Linked DNA regions of Homo sapiens: region 2 is linked to region 1. Evidence: chromatin contacts called from ENCODE Hi-C or POLR2A ChIA-PET data. All regions are on one chromosome and are shown on one strand. Each heading gives the region's core, a stretch centred on a gene start or an enhancer-like site at or near the end of the contact. The rest is flanking DNA. Distances are from core to core; before and after follow the strand shown.

Region 1 (3,031 bases), core at 330-2,829:
ACCAAGCCTGAGAGGTGGGACCCAAAGGAGAAGTAGGGGGTAAATTCTGAAGGAGGAGGGAGAGGCAGCCTCCCAAGGAGAGCTCACAGCAAGGTGCTGAGGCTGGAGGATCACGGCACCTGAGTGGAACCAACAAAAAGAGGCCAGAGCTTTGACACCAATGATAAGAGTAAAAGAAAAGAGAACTGACTGATGCCATTGATAAGTTCCTGGCTTTAATGATCCCCAAGTTTATATCTGTAATGATCTTCCCTTCCAGGTTCCACATATATGTTCCTGCTTGATGTATCCTCTTAGCTGTTTCAAAGGTAACCCTCAAATATATGTGTAGCTTTGACTTCACCATCTTCTCAGGTCTGTAGGGCTGTCTCCTGAATGTCAATGAATAGTGAAACTCGTCATTTAGTTGTGAAATTCAGAAAACTGTAAGAGTCCTGGAGTTGTCCTTTACCCTGCTGATCAAATCCTGTTGATGTTATCTACCACATCAGATGGTTTTTTTGCTCGATCAGTGATCAGCAAAAGGGCTGTTCTGTGTATTGTATGATATTCACCAGCATCCCTGACCACTACCCACTAGATGCTAAGTGTGATCTCTAAACTAGCAACTAGCGCCTCCAGGTAATTTGTCAGAAATGCAAATTCTCAGGCCCCATCCACGACCTACTAAATCAATGATACCCAGATATCTGCATTTTAACAAGGTTTCCGTGCCAAGGTGCAGTGGCTATAATCCCAGCACTTTGGGAGGCCAAGGAGAGAGGCTTGCTTTAGCCCAGGAATTTGAGACCAGCCTGGGCAACAGAGTGAGACCCTGTCTCTATTAAAAACAAACAAACAAATAGCCATGGTGGTCCATGCCTGTAGTCCCAGCTACTCAGGAAGCTGAAGTGGCAGGATTGCTTGAGCCTAGGAGATGAAGGCTGATCAAGGTTGCAGTGAGCTATGATTATACCACTGCACTCTAGCCTACGCAACAGTGTGAGACCATCTCTAATAAATAAATAAGACTTCCAGGTGATACTCAAATCCACTACAGTTTGAGAACCACTGCTTCAGAAACCCACTGCCATGAACCTATTCCATCACTTCTTACCCGGGCTACTGCAATAGCCTTGTAATTATTCTTCTCCATATTCACACTTCCTTCTACAGTGAATCTCAATCCTGACACACTTTATAACCTACTGGGAGCCAACCTAAACTAATTAAATCAGGATCTCTGTGGGTGACACCAAGGCTTTGATATTGTTTAGAAGTTTCCTCTGGAAAGCCAAGGCCAGAACTACTACTCAATGCTAATCCATTCTGCCTTGCAGCCAGACTGATGTTTAAAGCTGCAAGTCTGGTCTTAAGTAGAGGTGCCACCTCTACTTAAAATTCACCTTGATATAGCCTCATTTCTTAACACCTACAGGGCAAACCAACAAGCAAGGGGCCTGTGTTTAAAGCCACGCACCCCTCCCATCTTCATCACACTGACCTTCTGTCTGTTCTCTGCAGGCTCCATGCTTTGTCCTGCCTTAGAGTCTTGCACCACTGTTTGCTCTCTTGGCCTAAACCACTCTGTCTTCCTCTTTTTGCCTAGGAATCCTCACTTATTCCGCGGATCTCAGTTTCTTCTTCCCTTCCCCAGGAAAGCCTTTCCCAACCTTCCCTCTTATACTAAGGGTAGGTAAGAGTGGGGTAGGGCCTGAGTTTGCCCAGAAAGTCCTGATTTATGCCTGTTGTTCCAGGACAATTAACACACCCTCTTACATGCTCAAAAATGTCCTGTTTGCAACAATAAATTATATAATGCCCTCACCTGTTAGATACTGTCACACACTTTCTCATATACCTCCCCTTTGTGACTCATCACAGGTGCCACTTTACATTTTTTTGGTGACTCTTGGATTCATGTCCATCTTCCTCACTGGACTGAAACAGTTTGACACACAGGAGGCACCCAACGAATATGTGTTGAATGAATGAACAACCTTTTGAGGTGAGCATTAATTAGTGTTCCCATTTTACAGAAGAGGAAACCGAGTCGAAAGAATTTTAAGTATTTGTGTGATTTGCCAAAATCACACAGTTAGGAAATGGTATGGCTGGAATTTGAACCTAGCTCTGGTGTTTTTCAAGATCATAACCATGAAGCTTGGAGAGAGCTCTTTCACTGCCTGATTCAGTGACTAAGATTCTACAATAGCCCAGGATTGAGCTTTGCTCAGTCCTTTTTAGAACTGAACTCAGCTTGAAAGCTACACAATTATTTCCTTTCCATTGAAATTGCAATCTGCTTCAAGGAAATGAAGCTTATGGCTGTCAGAGTATAAAGGGCAAGTGTGTGGGAGAAGCCAGAGATCAAACGGTCAAATACACTTGTTATAGAATTTTTCATGAGCTGAAAATGCTATCATTTGAATCCAAGCTTCTCCCCATTGGATTTTTAAAAACTGAGAACAAAGGGTGAGGGAAAAGGCAGCTGTCAGTGAATAATCAGGAGGCAGATGGAATGGTGCAGGCCTGGGGACAAGGAGGAGAGGCAGCCAAGGGCTGGGACAGAGATCACAAGATAAGTCAGCATAGCAGAAGCTAAGAAGCTGCTTCTCCCTCAGCCCAAACACAGGGGCAACATTGGATACCCTGCAGTTCATCAGTGGGTCCCTCAACTTGCACCAGCTTCCCTTCCTCTTTCAATATAGTAATAGTAAGTTGTAATGCCCTGAGGTCACTTTGTCTCTGATTCTCAGTTTCCTCATCTGCAAAATGAAGAAGTTCCATCTAAACGACCTTTAAAGTTGTTTTTGGCTGTAAAATTTTATGGTTTTATAACCCACAGCCAATGCTGTTAGAATTGACTCAAGAAAGACAAGAACACACCTGGGTATTAGTAGTCATTCTCTTCTCAAAATCAGAAAAAGGATGGCCCATTTATGCTATTCCTCAACCCATAACCTTACAAACTGCACCTGATTGTTAAAAACGTGCCTCAGGTCAAGTCCGACATGCTTTGAAGTCTAAATTGAACCTTGAAGCTCAGAGC
Region 2 (3,031 bases), core at 360-2,859, 360 kb before region 1:
GTTTCTATCTGGTCATCAAACATAAGACACGGGGGAGTCAAAGGCATTGGGAATGATATTGCCTTAGAATCTAGGGAGTTGGCCCGTGCACCAAATCTGGCCTGCCTTCTGTCTTTTTAAATAAAGTTCTATAGGAAAACAACTACACCCATTAATTTACCTATCATCTACAGTTTCTTTTAAATAGAGTCAAGTAAATTATATCAGAAACCATCCAGCCCAGAGGCTGAAAATATTTACAGAAAAAGTTTTGCAAATTCTTGTCTTAGATGAATAAAAAGTTATGTTTAAATGCCTGTAAGGGTGACTATTCACTGAGAAAACCAAAGCAGTTGATGCTTGAACCCATGTAGGAGTTCTCTTGTGGAGAATAGGGTAGAAATAGTAAACAGAAATAAGAGTCCAGGTTTGGGAGTCAGACTGGCCTGAAATGAAATTCTGGTCCTGCACTAATAGATCTGTGACCATAAGTAAGCTACTCACCCTCTGTATGTCTCTAAAATGGGGATATGAAATGAGGGTAGAAAGGGAAACAAGTGCTGCACCTGATTTGGGCAAACAATTCAGAAATTTTTAGTTTCCCTATGTAAGTCCCATATTCAGGGGAATTGGCAAGTTTCACTAGAAAAAAAAAAATTGGTTGATTCTCCACAATCAGAGCATCCAGAGTATTTTATCTTGTTCCTATTGTAACGTTTGCTAGAGCTACAATACAATAAAGTATTGTACTTAAAATGGGAGTAACACTGTTTAAAAAATTGTCCTTCAGCTAAATATTAATTTAAGAACTTGAATTGTTTGGAAGCCCTGCTTAAATTTAGTCTTTGTACACTGCCTATGTTGATAAATACAGACAACTTCCAAAACCAGGATTACTTTCATTTTAAATGAGTATTAATAGATGATATTGCCATATTTCTAATTGTGGTGATTGTGTGTGACAGTGTGTTCCGAATTCCCTAAAAGTCCTGCTGGCTTTTCTGTTCACATATAGAAAATAAAGATAATTTAGGGCTTCTGAGATCACAGTAGGTCTACTTACCCAGCACTGAAAATACACAAGACTGATACGATATTTTAAAACTAACTTAGGGTAGGGTGTAGATAAAGGGCCTTTCTTCCCCAAACAGCACCTTGATTTTCTGGGAGATGGACTGATTTCCTGAAAGCCTTGTCCTGAAGACACCTGGCCAGCTTCTACTGAGAACAAGTGCCCTTTTAGACTCTTTTCAATCCTCAAATTCTCTGATTCCAAGTCTGTCAGAGAACAGAAAGTTACATAGTAGCATTAAAAAGCATGAGAAGTCAAAAAAATAATAACTGGCCTTAGTGGCCAGAGCAGCTGCTGCATACACTTATCACAGGTTTCGGCTTTGTAAATTAATTCATCTGCAAATAGTGCACTGTCTCCAGGTACAAATTCGATGCTGGAGCACTGGTTTCTTAAGGATTTAAGTTTAAAGTCAAAGGCTTCCTGCCCTAGGTGTTACAAATAAGTAGTGTCGTTTTCTTTTTTTGCTCTGAGTTTGTTCATCCAATCGTATCCGAGTATGCAAATAAACTTTAGCCCGTGCAGATAAAAAAGGAACAAATAAAGCCAAGTGCTCTATCAGAACCAAATTGCTGAGCCAGTCACCTGTGTTCCAGGAGCCGAATCAGAAATGTCATCCTCAGGCACGCCAGACTTACCTGTCCTACTCACCGATTTGAAGATTCAATATACTAAGGTGAGTAAAACTTCTATTTTCTGCTTTGACTCGGGTTTGCAAAAACTGCATTTATGTAAAGCATTAAAGGTCAATTTAAGTAAACTTGTGTAAAGAGCCCTTTGCAAATATAAAAATAAAAGGCATGCAAAATGCAGGTCTCAGTTTAGTGTCCTGATCAAATATGATCTAAATCATATCAGACAATCTTTCATAAATTTATTTCTTAAAATATTTCCAAGCGAAAGGAATTCTCTTCTGTGTGAAAGGATTCTTATACCAGGATTCAGAGGACTTTACTAAGCACTTCTATTAACTTCACTATAGCCGGCATGTATGATAAGAGAGCAAAATACTCACTAGAGAAGCTTACTGGAAAGAACCAAACGAGTAGGAACAATAGAAAGCAAACAAGGAGAAAGAGAGCATACTGAAATAACATAACTTTCCAATATGTTTAATAAAATGAGTGTTAAAATAGGGGGACTTAAGTCTGATAATTGGATTCGAAAATCTTCAGATGGACTTGCATTATTTTGCATATTTTGGTGGGAGGAAGAAAAGCATTATTTCTTCAGCCAAGTTTGTTGCCATTGGAGCAGATGTGTAATTGTTAACTGATAAATATTTAGAGAAACAAGAGCAGGAGCTAGATCCAGACTTTAAAATCCGCAGCTGGGGGGAACTAGGAAATGGATCCTGCTTGAGTCGTTCTGAGAGTAACTCTGAACTTTGCCTGTTTCACACTGCTTTCCTGTCAGATCCTAGAACTCCAAAACAAACAAATGAATAAAACACAATCTAACCAAAATTACTTGAAGTTATCTTTATGGTGTGATGCAGAAAGTATGGTAAGAAATTAACTCTTGCAAATCAAGAGAGAGCCATTTTGCTGTCTGAATTAGCCAACAGAAAAACAAAGGGCATTATAATTTAATGATAAAGTAAAAGTCCCCACTGTTATATATTTATTTCCTCACTTGTAACCATGGATGGCTTTGAAATCCCAAGGTCTGTTGCATTTTCATTTTCATAAAGCACAACAAATGAGGAAGTTGCTCAGCTGATTGGCTCTTTTCCTCAGGAAAGTAGCAGCAGAGATCAGATTGTGCCTTTAACATGGTTGACCAGCAGCTATGAAGTGTATTTTAAGGTATTGTTATCACGAGGTTTTGTTAAAGAGGAAAGATTTTTTCCATTTAGTTTTACTACAAATGGTAGCATGAAAAATGCAGTAAATCCATACCGTCAAACAATTTACATTTGGCAAAGGTATGTCCAAAAGGTTGCAAGAGTCCAGTCTCCCTCATTTTCTTATTCCAAGT

What was found. A loop is a pair of places that touch in the nucleus more often than their neighbours do. ChIA-PET counts read pairs that join two places held with the same protein, here RNA polymerase II (POLR2A). Pooled maps may share reads with other maps.
Region 2: a loop to region 1 is called in a pooled map, with 2.3 times the contacts of the local background. The contact joins the promoter of ALDH1A1 here to the enhancer-like site in region 1. A Hi-C loop is called at or near these places in 3 of 50 pooled maps. POLR2A ChIA-PET finds 5 or more read pairs at or near these places in 2 of 52 experiments (BJ and K562).

Annotation. Positions count from the first base shown.
Region 1 is chr9:72,589,544-72,592,574 of GRCh38, reverse strand. All of the region lies in intron 2 of TMC1 (transmembrane channel like 1), which reads right to left. Among named protein-coding and RNA genes, the nearest start is that of TMC1, 69 kb to the right of the region's middle. Within about 2 kb of position 1,579, at least 2 of the 41 ENCODE cell types and tissues checked have a DNase peak (open chromatin) inside an H3K27ac peak, as active enhancers do.
Region 2 is chr9:72,951,631-72,954,661 of GRCh38, reverse strand. It overlaps ALDH1A1 (aldehyde dehydrogenase 1 family member A1), which reads left to right and starts at 1,609. Exons shown (of 13, transcript NM_000689.5): 1 at 1,609-1,727. The coding sequence starts at 1,662.